Regions from separate parts of the Homo sapiens genome. Here all the other regions are linked to region 1. A link is a contact called in ENCODE Hi-C or POLR2A ChIA-PET data. All regions are on one chromosome and are shown on one strand. Each heading gives the region's core, a stretch centred on a gene start or an enhancer-like site at or near the end of the contact. The rest is flanking DNA. Distances are from core to core; before and after follow the strand shown.

What was found. Hi-C counts contacts between places; a loop is a spot of excess contacts on that map. ChIA-PET counts read pairs that join two places held with the same protein, here RNA polymerase II (POLR2A). Pooled maps may share reads with other maps.
Region 2: a map of PC-9 shows a loop between it and region 1 (7-fold over the local background). The contact joins the enhancer-like site here to the promoter of SLC44A1 in region 1. A Hi-C loop is called at or near these places in 6 of 168 maps with a recorded cell type or tissue (Caco-2, PC-9, chondrocyte and 3 more) and 17 of 50 pooled maps. POLR2A ChIA-PET finds 5 or more read pairs at or near these places in 4 of 52 experiments (A549, BJ, SK-N-SH and 1 more).
Region 3: a pooled map shows a loop between it and region 1 (3-fold over the local background). The contact joins the enhancer-like site here to the promoter of SLC44A1 in region 1. A Hi-C loop is called at or near these places in 5 of 168 maps with a recorded cell type or tissue (CD4-positive, alpha-beta T cell, CD4-positive, alpha-beta memory T cell, CD8-positive, alpha-beta T cell and 1 more), 1 of 37 single-sample maps with no recorded cell type and 12 of 50 pooled maps. POLR2A ChIA-PET finds 5 or more read pairs at or near these places in 7 of 52 experiments (CD4-positive, alpha-beta T cell, CD4-positive, alpha-beta memory T cell, H1 and 4 more).

The regions. Positions count from the first base shown.
Region 1 is chr9:105,243,041-105,246,084 of GRCh38, forward strand. It overlaps SLC44A1 (solute carrier family 44 member 1), which reads left to right and starts at 1,611. Exons shown (of 16, transcript NM_080546.5): 1 at 1,611-1,864. The coding sequence starts at 1,829. It overlaps LOC112268038 (a long non-coding RNA gene), which reads right to left and starts at 2,553. Exons shown (of 3, transcript XR_002956866.2): 1 at 1,979-2,553. RefSeq lists enhancers at 1,253-2,157, 2,158-3,044 and silencers at 1,384-1,983, 1,994-2,133, 2,474-2,553.
Region 2 is chr9:105,069,609-105,072,652 of GRCh38, forward strand. No RefSeq gene overlaps it. Among named protein-coding and RNA genes, the nearest start is that of CT70, 79 kb to the left of the region's middle. RefSeq lists an enhancer at 865-2,064. Within about 2 kb of position 1,648, at least 2 of the 41 ENCODE cell types and tissues checked have a DNase peak (open chromatin) inside an H3K27ac peak, as active enhancers do; they include PC-9, where a contact is called at or near this core.
Region 3 is chr9:105,114,752-105,117,795 of GRCh38, forward strand. All of the region lies in intron 1 of LOC105376197 (a long non-coding RNA gene), which reads left to right. Among named protein-coding and RNA genes, the nearest start is that of CT70, 120 kb to the left of the region's middle. Within about 2 kb of position 1,405, at least 6 of the 41 ENCODE cell types and tissues checked have a DNase peak (open chromatin) inside an H3K27ac peak, as active enhancers do; they include PC-9, where a contact is called at or near this core.

The DNA of each region.
Region 1 (3,044 bases), core at 361-2,860:
GGAAACACATGTAGGATTCGCCAGCTCCGTGGTATGGTGGACCCTCTGATTAACCTGAAAGGAAACTAGAAAGAATGCAGAAGAATTCAAGATCTCAATCAGTTGAGTACTTGCTGACCTAGCAGCACTTTCTTATGTTATTTAATCTTGACCACAAGCCTTTGCAGTCATCCCTGCTACCAGCATTTCACAGAAGCGGACAATGAGATTTGGAGAGATAACTCGTCCACAGTCACGAACTCAGGAAATGGCATAGGAAAACATCAATTAGGAATTCTTCTTCCCTGGCCCTTTCTGTAGCTGTCCCCTTACAGGCTACCATTCCAACTTTCCTTGGCTTAGATTCCCTTTCAGTGCATGTAAAGTCAATTTAATTCTGTGTTCTTTTCTTCCCTCTATACTTTAACTAATCTTTAAAACTTGATGTCTCATATTTGGTGAATCAGTCCTTTTGGAAGTCTCACTCCCTTGCAGCTTTGCAAATAAAGTTTTTCTTTTCTTTCCTGTGGCTGTCTTTTGAGACATTCTTTGACAAGATGAAATGACATATGAAGGCTATAACAGTGCCTGATAATGTGGGGTTTTTTTTAACATCATTATCTTTAGTTTTATTTCTTTCACTTTTTAACTGTTTTCACCTCATACTGTATTTCCTAACGACTCGTTTGGAATTGTAAATTTCTTGAAGGTAGTTACCACGTCTACTCTAACTTGTTGCTACTTCCTTGAGTCTTACTGATTTAGCAACAGGAACTTGGTAAGTCTCTTTTGCTCGCCTCTTTATTCCCAGTACTAGTCACTGGAACGTAGTGTGTCTTCAGTAAGTATTTTTAATATGAATAAATTAATGTCCCCTTATTGTTTTTTGTAGACTATCCTGTATAAGAAAGTTTAGCTTAGATCCAGTATGGCTTTGACTTGCGAGCCTGGATAACTTTTTGCCTTTTCCTCATTTCTGGCTATTTATTACCATTTCAACCTTGGGAACATTTCATTAGGTTCTTGGTCCCTTTCAAGCCTCAGTTTCCACATCAGCAAAATGGGGACAGTAGCAACAGATGCTTGTTTCTTCCCGTCTTCTTATCACCTATTCCTTCTCCAGGAAAGGTTTCTTGTGTACGCTTTCCTCTGGAGAAAAAAAACAGCCGACGGGGCGGTAAGAAGCCATCAGGATCCTGAGTTGTGCGTCCAGTAGGGAGAGGGAGAAGTCCCGCTTGCCTCCTAGATCCGGAAGCAATCCGGCCCCTTTTTGGCAGCGAGTTGGCCCGGTCTTTGGCTGCCTCAGACCGCGTTGCCCTCCAGCCTCGAGGCAGAGAGCTGCCTCGGTGCCACAGCTAAATAAGCCCGGCGCCGCGCAGCCTCTGACACGCGCGGAAGGGCCCGGCCTTGTTCTGGCTGCCGCCGCCCTGCCACCAGCACGGCGCTGCACTGGGGGCGGGGAGTCTGATGGGAGACGCGCGCGGCGCTGAGGAGGCGGCGGCCCGGGAGAGGGAGCGGGAGAGGGACTGGGCGCGGGAGGCGGGAGGCGGGGGGACAGAGGGAGGCGCCGCCGCCGCCGCCGCCCGCCCCTTTCCGCTGGGGAGCAGCTGCTGCAGCAGGAGCAGAGCAGGAGACGCGTAGCCGCCGTCGCCGCCGCCGGGGGATGTGGCCGGCGCCTGCCTCTAGCCGCGCCGCCTCTTGAGTACCAGCCGCCGCTGCAGCCGCCGCCGCCGCCTAGCCGTGCGGTGCCAGGCCGCGCCCTCCCCGGGCGCCCGCCGGCTCGCATGCCGAGGGGCTCCGGGGCGTAGCTGCGCGCCCGGCGCCGCCTCCGGGCTCCTTCGGCCCCGCCATGGGCTGCTGCAGCTCCGCCTCCTCCGCCGCGCAGGTGAGGGGCTCCCGCCTCCCGGCCGCCCGCCCGGATGCCTCCCGTGCGCCGCGTCGCGCGGCGGGCGCCCGCCGCCCGATACCTCTCGCTGTCCCCAGCCTCCCCTGAGCGCACCGTGCAGTCCAAAGACCCCCACTCCGCCTTTCCGTCCGCCGGGTCCCGCCGATGCCCGTGCGCTGGCTCCGCGGCTGCCGACTCAAAGGCGCCTCTGCGCGGCGCCTAGTGCGCCCTCAGCTCTTCCCGGCCCCTTCCCCAGTCGGCCCCCTCCTCCCAGTCACACCTGAGCTGCCCGTCCCGCCCGCCTGCAGGTAGAGGCTGCACTGGCGCCTCCTCTGCCCCAGGTGGCATCCCCTTCCCTGTTCTTCCGGGCCTGGCTCCTCTCTTCCACCTCCGTGGAGTCTCCCCGCCATCCGCCGCCCGTTTTCTGTGCTCCTCGCAGGTGTACCCCCAGCAAGAGCTCTTCACCTCTCCCACCGAATTCCAGTTTCTGCTTCATTAGATATTCTGTCCCTTTTCTCTTGCCCGCTGCCCCCTGGCTGGGTTCAGATGGTTTCAGCGGGTCCCGGAGCCCTTCCACGGCCCGCTCCGCAGACCTCGCTTGCTCGCTTGCACCCCATCCCCCCTTAGTGCCGTGACCCGGGCCCCGCGGCCTCCCCGCACTCGGAGGCCCCTGCGGGAGCGCCGACTCTGGGCTGGGAAGGAGATTGGGCACCTGGTGGGTGACGGGAGCGCTACGGAAACTCCCTCTTTGTTGCCAGTGTAACAGGAGGAAGAGGTTCCGAATTTAGTTTTTCTGTGGGCACTGGCTGAATGTTGTCGCTGAGGGCTGAGATGCAGAGATTTCTCTCAGCTTCTACCCTGCCCCCATCCAAATTTCGCCAACCTCCTTCTCTCGGATCCGAGCCCTTAACCTGGGTGGAAATGTTTAGACAACTGTACGAGGATCAAATGTAATAGAACTCGACTACTGGCCACTAATAACTGAGAGGACCTGTTTGTAAATTACCTAATTTAGTGGATTAGCGAGTGTATTTACAAATACTATAAAAAGCAATCAGGAATACTGCATCAAACTGTCTTGTGGTGGTGTATGAAAAATAGGCTCTGACAACGCCTGGGATGTAATCTCACAGTTTCATTAGCGTAGTTTCATTAACTGTGGTCTGTGATTTGTTTGTTT
Region 2 (3,044 bases), core at 398-2,897, 170 kb before region 1:
AATGTGTCTACTAGATATGGCAATCACGGCATGTCTGCCACATGCATGGCCACGTCTACTCTACAGGAAACTATCTTCTGCAGCCCCTAGCTCCAGGCAGCCATGCTCTGAACTCCACCATGCAGCCATCTGGCTTTCTCCAAACCCCCAACTCCTCCCTTCACCTCTATGTGATTGAAAACTATGTGAACACTTGACCCCAGGGCAGACAGAGGCTTACTGTGTAGCCCAGGGAAAGACCTGCCCTAATAAGGAAGCCTAGACCAACCCAATATTACTCTTAGAAATGTAAATTGGGAAATACAGATAAAATCAGGCACTTTACAGAGGCTTAGGATGCAAGTTTGAGACAGGCTGGAGAGGCCACGATTAGCAATTAAGTGAACCAAGCTAGAAGTCAGCAAATAGCATGAGGTAGAGAAAAGACAGAGAAAATCAAGAGTTTAGCAAGAAGAGAAGTGGGCAGAAACAGAGAAAGAGACCTAAAGGACTTGGGTAACATTTCTTGGGGAGCACTTCAGGGAAAATCCTTAAAGTCTGTTGCAGAGATCCTGGTGCTGGTCTACCCTCCACCTCCAGTACCATGCAGTTTGGTCCTATTTTGCCTTCCCCTCTCAGATTTCCACGAGACTGCCTCCCTTTTGCCCACAGACCTTTCTTGAGTGAGTCTCTATCCCTTGGAATGAAAAGAACCCAATTCAGAGATAGAGGGTAAGGCCCACAGGCTATGTTTGATTGACTTATCTGTCCTAGGAACTCCTGCCAATGTCTTGTGTGATTGTTCATCCTCTTGTTCAGAGTTGCAACAACGCTGTTTCACACAGCGTCCTTGCAAGATCTGTACAAGGAATAGGATGGTTTGGAATGGAATAGGAGGAACAAGAACAAATGCTAAGTCCCACTCCTGCCAAGGTACGCCACATAATCTTTGCTGCAACCCTATAAGATAGGTATTATGTCCATCTTGAAGGGATAATTTTTTTTTTTTTTTTTTTTTTTTTGAGACGGAGTTACGCTCTGTTGCCAGGCTGGAGTGCAATGGCATGATCTTGGCTCACCGCAACCTCTGCCTCCCGGGTTCAAGCGATTCACCTGCCTCAGCCTCCCGAGTAGCTGGGATTACAGATGCCTGCCGCCATGCCTGGCTAACTTTTTGTACTTTTAGTAGAGACAGGGTTTCACCGTCTTGGCCAGTCTGGTCTTGAACTCCTGACCTTGTAATCCATCCGCCTCGGCCTCCCAAAGTGCTGGGATTAAGGCATGAGCCACAGCGCCCGGCCTAGATAAAATTTCTTGTATTTCTTGGTTTTTTGTTTGTTTGTTTTTGTCCTACTGGGAACCCTGAGATTCCACTGCAATTCTCTTCTTGAAGTCCCAGTTTTGATCCCAAGCTCCAATATGGAATTGAAAATACGAGGAACACCTCAACAATATTCTTCCTTTTTCTCTAGGGGCCCAGGAGAGACTAAAAGCTATGAAGGAATTTGATGTGGGGAACCCCAACAGAGCCAAGAAGGTACCCAGAGACTTTAGAAACTATAGGGACTTACTTCTCAGGACCCCTTTGAAACCTAGACCTAAGAGGATGATTTGATGCTGAGACAGCATGACATGCAGAGTGACTCAATCCAACAGAATGCTAAGTCTCAGTGAGCTGTCACCCCATTCTGCACCAGATGAATAACTCTGCAACACTCAGATGATTGTGACCTCCTCCTGCCGTGCCTGCCCACATGTCACCAGTAGAAGCAAGAATGAACATTTGTGAAAAAATTAGTCTGCATTGTCAATTGTCATCCTGGAGAGAAAATGACTTGATCTTCAGTGATAACAGGAATATTACCATCTTTCAGCCCCATCTCATTTTTCTTCACTTACTCAGAGTCTTACTCAGCGACCTAATACTGAGTCTACTGATGTCTTCACCTGCAAGAGCAACCTCCTTCCCAAATCAGTTCCCACTCCTAACAGGAGCAGAGGCAATATCAGTAGCCCTTTTTTATTTTTTTTCCTGAGACAGAGTCTTGCTCTGTCGCCCAGGCTGGAGTGCAGTGGCACAATCTCGGTTTACTGCAACCTCTGCCTCCTGGGTTTGAGCGATTCCCCTGCCTCAGCCTCCTGAGTAACTGGGATTACAGGCACCTGCCACCATGCCCGGCTGATTTTTTGTAGTTTTAGTAGAGATGGGGTTTCACCGTGTTGGTCAGGCTGGTCAATTCCTGACCTCGTGATCCACCCACCTCCCAAAGTGCTGGGATTACAGGCATGAGCCACTGTGCCCAGCCGCCTTTTTTGTTCTCTTCCTTGATCTTAGGAGTTTAGGAAATGATCACACTCCCAGATCCAAGATCTGGTGTTCTACCCTCAAAGCCAATGGACTCACAAGATCCCACCAAGCAGATCTAAATGATCTAGGACTAATAATGCAGGCTCTGAAGTTAGAGAGACTTAGAGTCAAATCTGAACTCTGCCACTTAACCTTGCACAAGGCCAGTGTCTCAATTAGGTTAGGATAGTCAACAATGCTAAATAAGAAAATTCATTTCTCGGCTGGGCACGGTGGTTCACACCTGTAATCCCAGCACTTTGCGAGGCCGAGGCAGGCGGATCACGAGGTCAGGAGTTCAAGACCAGCCTGGTCAACATGGTAAAACCCTGTCTCTGCTAAAATACAAAAATTAGCTGGGCGTGATGGCACACGCCTGTAATCCCAGCTACTCGGGAGGCTGAGGCAGGAGAATTGCTTGAACTCAGGAGGCAGAGGCTGCAGTGAGACCAGATGGCACCACTGCACTCCAGCCTAGGCGACAGAGCAAGACTCCATCTCAAAAAAAGAAAATTAATTTCTCATCACAATATACGTCCAACATAGGTTAGTGGAAGGCAGTGCTCCATATTATTACTCAAGAACCCAGGCTGAGAAAGGTTCCATCTTATAATGTCACCATCACAACACATGGTGTTCAGGGATACTAAGACAGGGGAAAGATGAGGGATGGGCCAAGTTTGAGGTTTTAACCATCTCATCCCAGAAATGATACAAT
Region 3 (3,044 bases), core at 155-2,654, 130 kb before region 1:
TACTTAGAGGTCTAATGGAGTGACATTAAGAAACAGCCCTTCATTCCACTAACATTTATTGAGTACCTCCTATGTTCATAGCATAGTCTCTGGCTTCAAGGGTCCTACAGTAGAACAAGCACGATGGGAGATTCACAGAAATAACTCTGTGAGAAGTCCCATCCAAGTGCTGTGGAGCACAGAGGGAAAAAGAGGAACATCTAGAAGAAAAGAAAAGTCTCCTAAACTTCTTGAGAAGGGACCATGGCTATTTTTGCCTGGATAGCCCAATTCTAATTATCACTCTATCCGAGAGTTTAATTGCCTCTGGGTGATGCCAGCTGCCTTGAACTACAGGTCTGAAGGCACAGCTGTTGCTACTTGATCTACGTCTCCCTTAACTAAGTCTCAGGTTTGTAATCTTATCACACAGGGAACCTAGGGTTCCATATGACAGGACTGAAAATCCCTAGCTCTGTCACTTACTAAATAGTCATGTCTGCCTTTTCTAACCTTCCTGAACTTCAGTTTTACTCCTTATAAAATGAGAATAAAGACAACCCAAACTTCAAAGGGCTGTTTCAAGGATTAAGTGGAAGTCATGTATATGCACGGGTTTTGTAAACTTTAAAGAGCTAGAAAAACATTTATTTTAATGGTGTCTCAACTTGAGTCTGCACTGGGCTGCAGCCATGCCTGGGTGTGTTTGATGACCTGGTCTGTGGGGCTTCTGGGTGTCACTCCGTGTGAGGATGAGGAAGTGGTTTGGCTCACATGCCAGAAAAAGACGCAAAGACGGCTGGGCAGCATGTGGGAAGCTTCAGATATCTATGCCTAACCTGGCTCTGTGGACGGAAGTCAGAACTCAGCAAAGAGGCTGGGCGTGGTGGCTCATGCCCGTAATCCCAGCACTTTGGGAGGCCAAGGGGGGTGGATCATCTGAGGTCAAGAGTTTGATACTAGCTTGGCCAACATGGCGAAACCCCGTCTCTACTAAAAATACAAAAAAAAAAAAAAATTAGCTGGGCATGGTGGCACTCGCCTGTAATCCCAGCTACTTGGGAGGCTGAGGCAGGAGAATCACTTGAACCTGAGAAGTGGAGTTTGCAGTGAGCCAAGATCGCGCCATTGCACTCCAGCCTGGGTGACAGAGTGAGACTCTGTCTCAAAAAAACACATAAAAAAATAATAACTCAGCAGAGAGAGGGGCTCCTCACTGTTTTCAAAGGGCGATGTTACCACTGCCGCTTTCAGGCCTGCTGACAAACTAAAATGCAGAAAGGGAGGTGGAGGTGAAGGCACATGCTGTCTTCCCAGCACAGGGAGAATTCCAGAGCATTTGTCACCATTTAATCACCTGAAGAGTTTCCTCACCAGGGGAACACATTCTCCATGCAGATACAGCATATAAGGCATTTGCTGCACCTTCCCCTGGAGTTGTCAGGTGACCTGGAGACATTGCCAATGTGGGGGAGAGAGGAAGTGTAACAGGAGTACTTGTGAGTGGCTGCAAAATGCTCCTGGGGACAAAGTCTCAGGGGCAAGGGTCAGCAATGACAGGCCATTGCCCCTAATATGACCCCAACAGTGACACTCACAGGTGGGTGAGGCCTGGAGAAACTCGGCCACATGACTCTTCTGTCAGGATGAGTGTTAGATGCCATGTGTGTTCCCACGCCAGTAGCTGCTATTTCCAGTTGCTTCAATTGCTTCATTTGTTCAGGGAACCTGAGAAGGAAGATGTGTTACCCAGCAAGGCTAGAAGCCGCTTCTCTTAACAAAGACCACCCAGAAGTGAGCCGAGGTATTGGAAAGTACCCAGTGTGTGCTTTTCAACAAATGCTGCTTAAAGCTGCTGCAGTGTCCAGTAAACCATTGCTCTTGGTTCTCATCTCAGAGTTTTCCAATGCTGAGGGAATGCAGACAGAAGAATGTGTAAGATTATGACACAGGAGCTGCATGGTGAGGTGTAAAGGAGGAGAGAGGAGCAACAAATTGTGCCCCAACAAGAAAACGTGAAATGTCCGGTTTGTTTTTTTATTTTTTATTTTTTGAGACAGAGTCTTGCTCTGTCTGCCCGGGGTTGGAGTGCAGTGGTGCAATCTCGGTTAACTGCAGCCTCCACCTCCCGGGTTCAAGTGATTCTCCTGCATCAGCCTCCTAAGTAGCTGTGATTACAGGCACGCGCCACCACACCCAGCTGATTTTGTATTTTTAATAGAGATGGGATTTCACCCTGTTGACCAGGCTGGCCTAGAACTCCTGACCTCAAGTGATCCGCCCACCTTGGCCTCTCAAAGTGCTGGGATTATAGGCATGAGCCATCGCTCCTGGCCAAAATGTCCCTTTTAAGTGGAGTTGGAGTTGGGGGACAGTGCAGGGAGCTGTGGGCAAAGGTGAGTCAAAGAGAACAAAATGCCCCCCCTAAAGATATGGCAGGAAGTCTGGCCAAGGGTGGGGACATTGGTTTATTTTCTCTTTCTCTGCAGCCCACCACCATTAAGGCTAGAATTCTGGATCAAGCATCTTTAGAGGAGCCTCAAATGTGCCTGCATTCACTCAACAAGGAGAGAGTAAATAATTCATCCAAGGTCTGCCAAGAGAGCTCTCTGGCACCATAATGCTTTCTGAGGTGGAAGGTTAGCTCTTGCCAGACAGGGAGGAGCCCAGCCAACAACAGGGGTCTCCTTAGCAGTTTGGAATCTCTGTACAAATGCCAGCTCACAGCCACTCTGACTTGTCCAGCAGTGCCCTGGGCCCCTGCAGTATGCCTCGGACTAGCTTCATCCAGCAAACTGCTGCCTCTGACAGTCTGATGTCCATTTTCCCAGCCTGTACTGAGTGTCAATCATGGGCCTGAGTGAAAGAGACATGACCCCTGACTGCCTTGGAAGAGCCGGCTTAGGACAGGATAGGGTGGGAGGGCAGTGGATCCACGGGTCCCAAAACGGGTGGTGAGTAGCCAACTGGTGAGCAGACAGGTGAGGGTTTGGGGAGAGAGGGGCATTTCCTAGATGTAGAGCTATTTAAGCAGAGTTTTAAATAGTTAAGTTGGAGCTCACCAG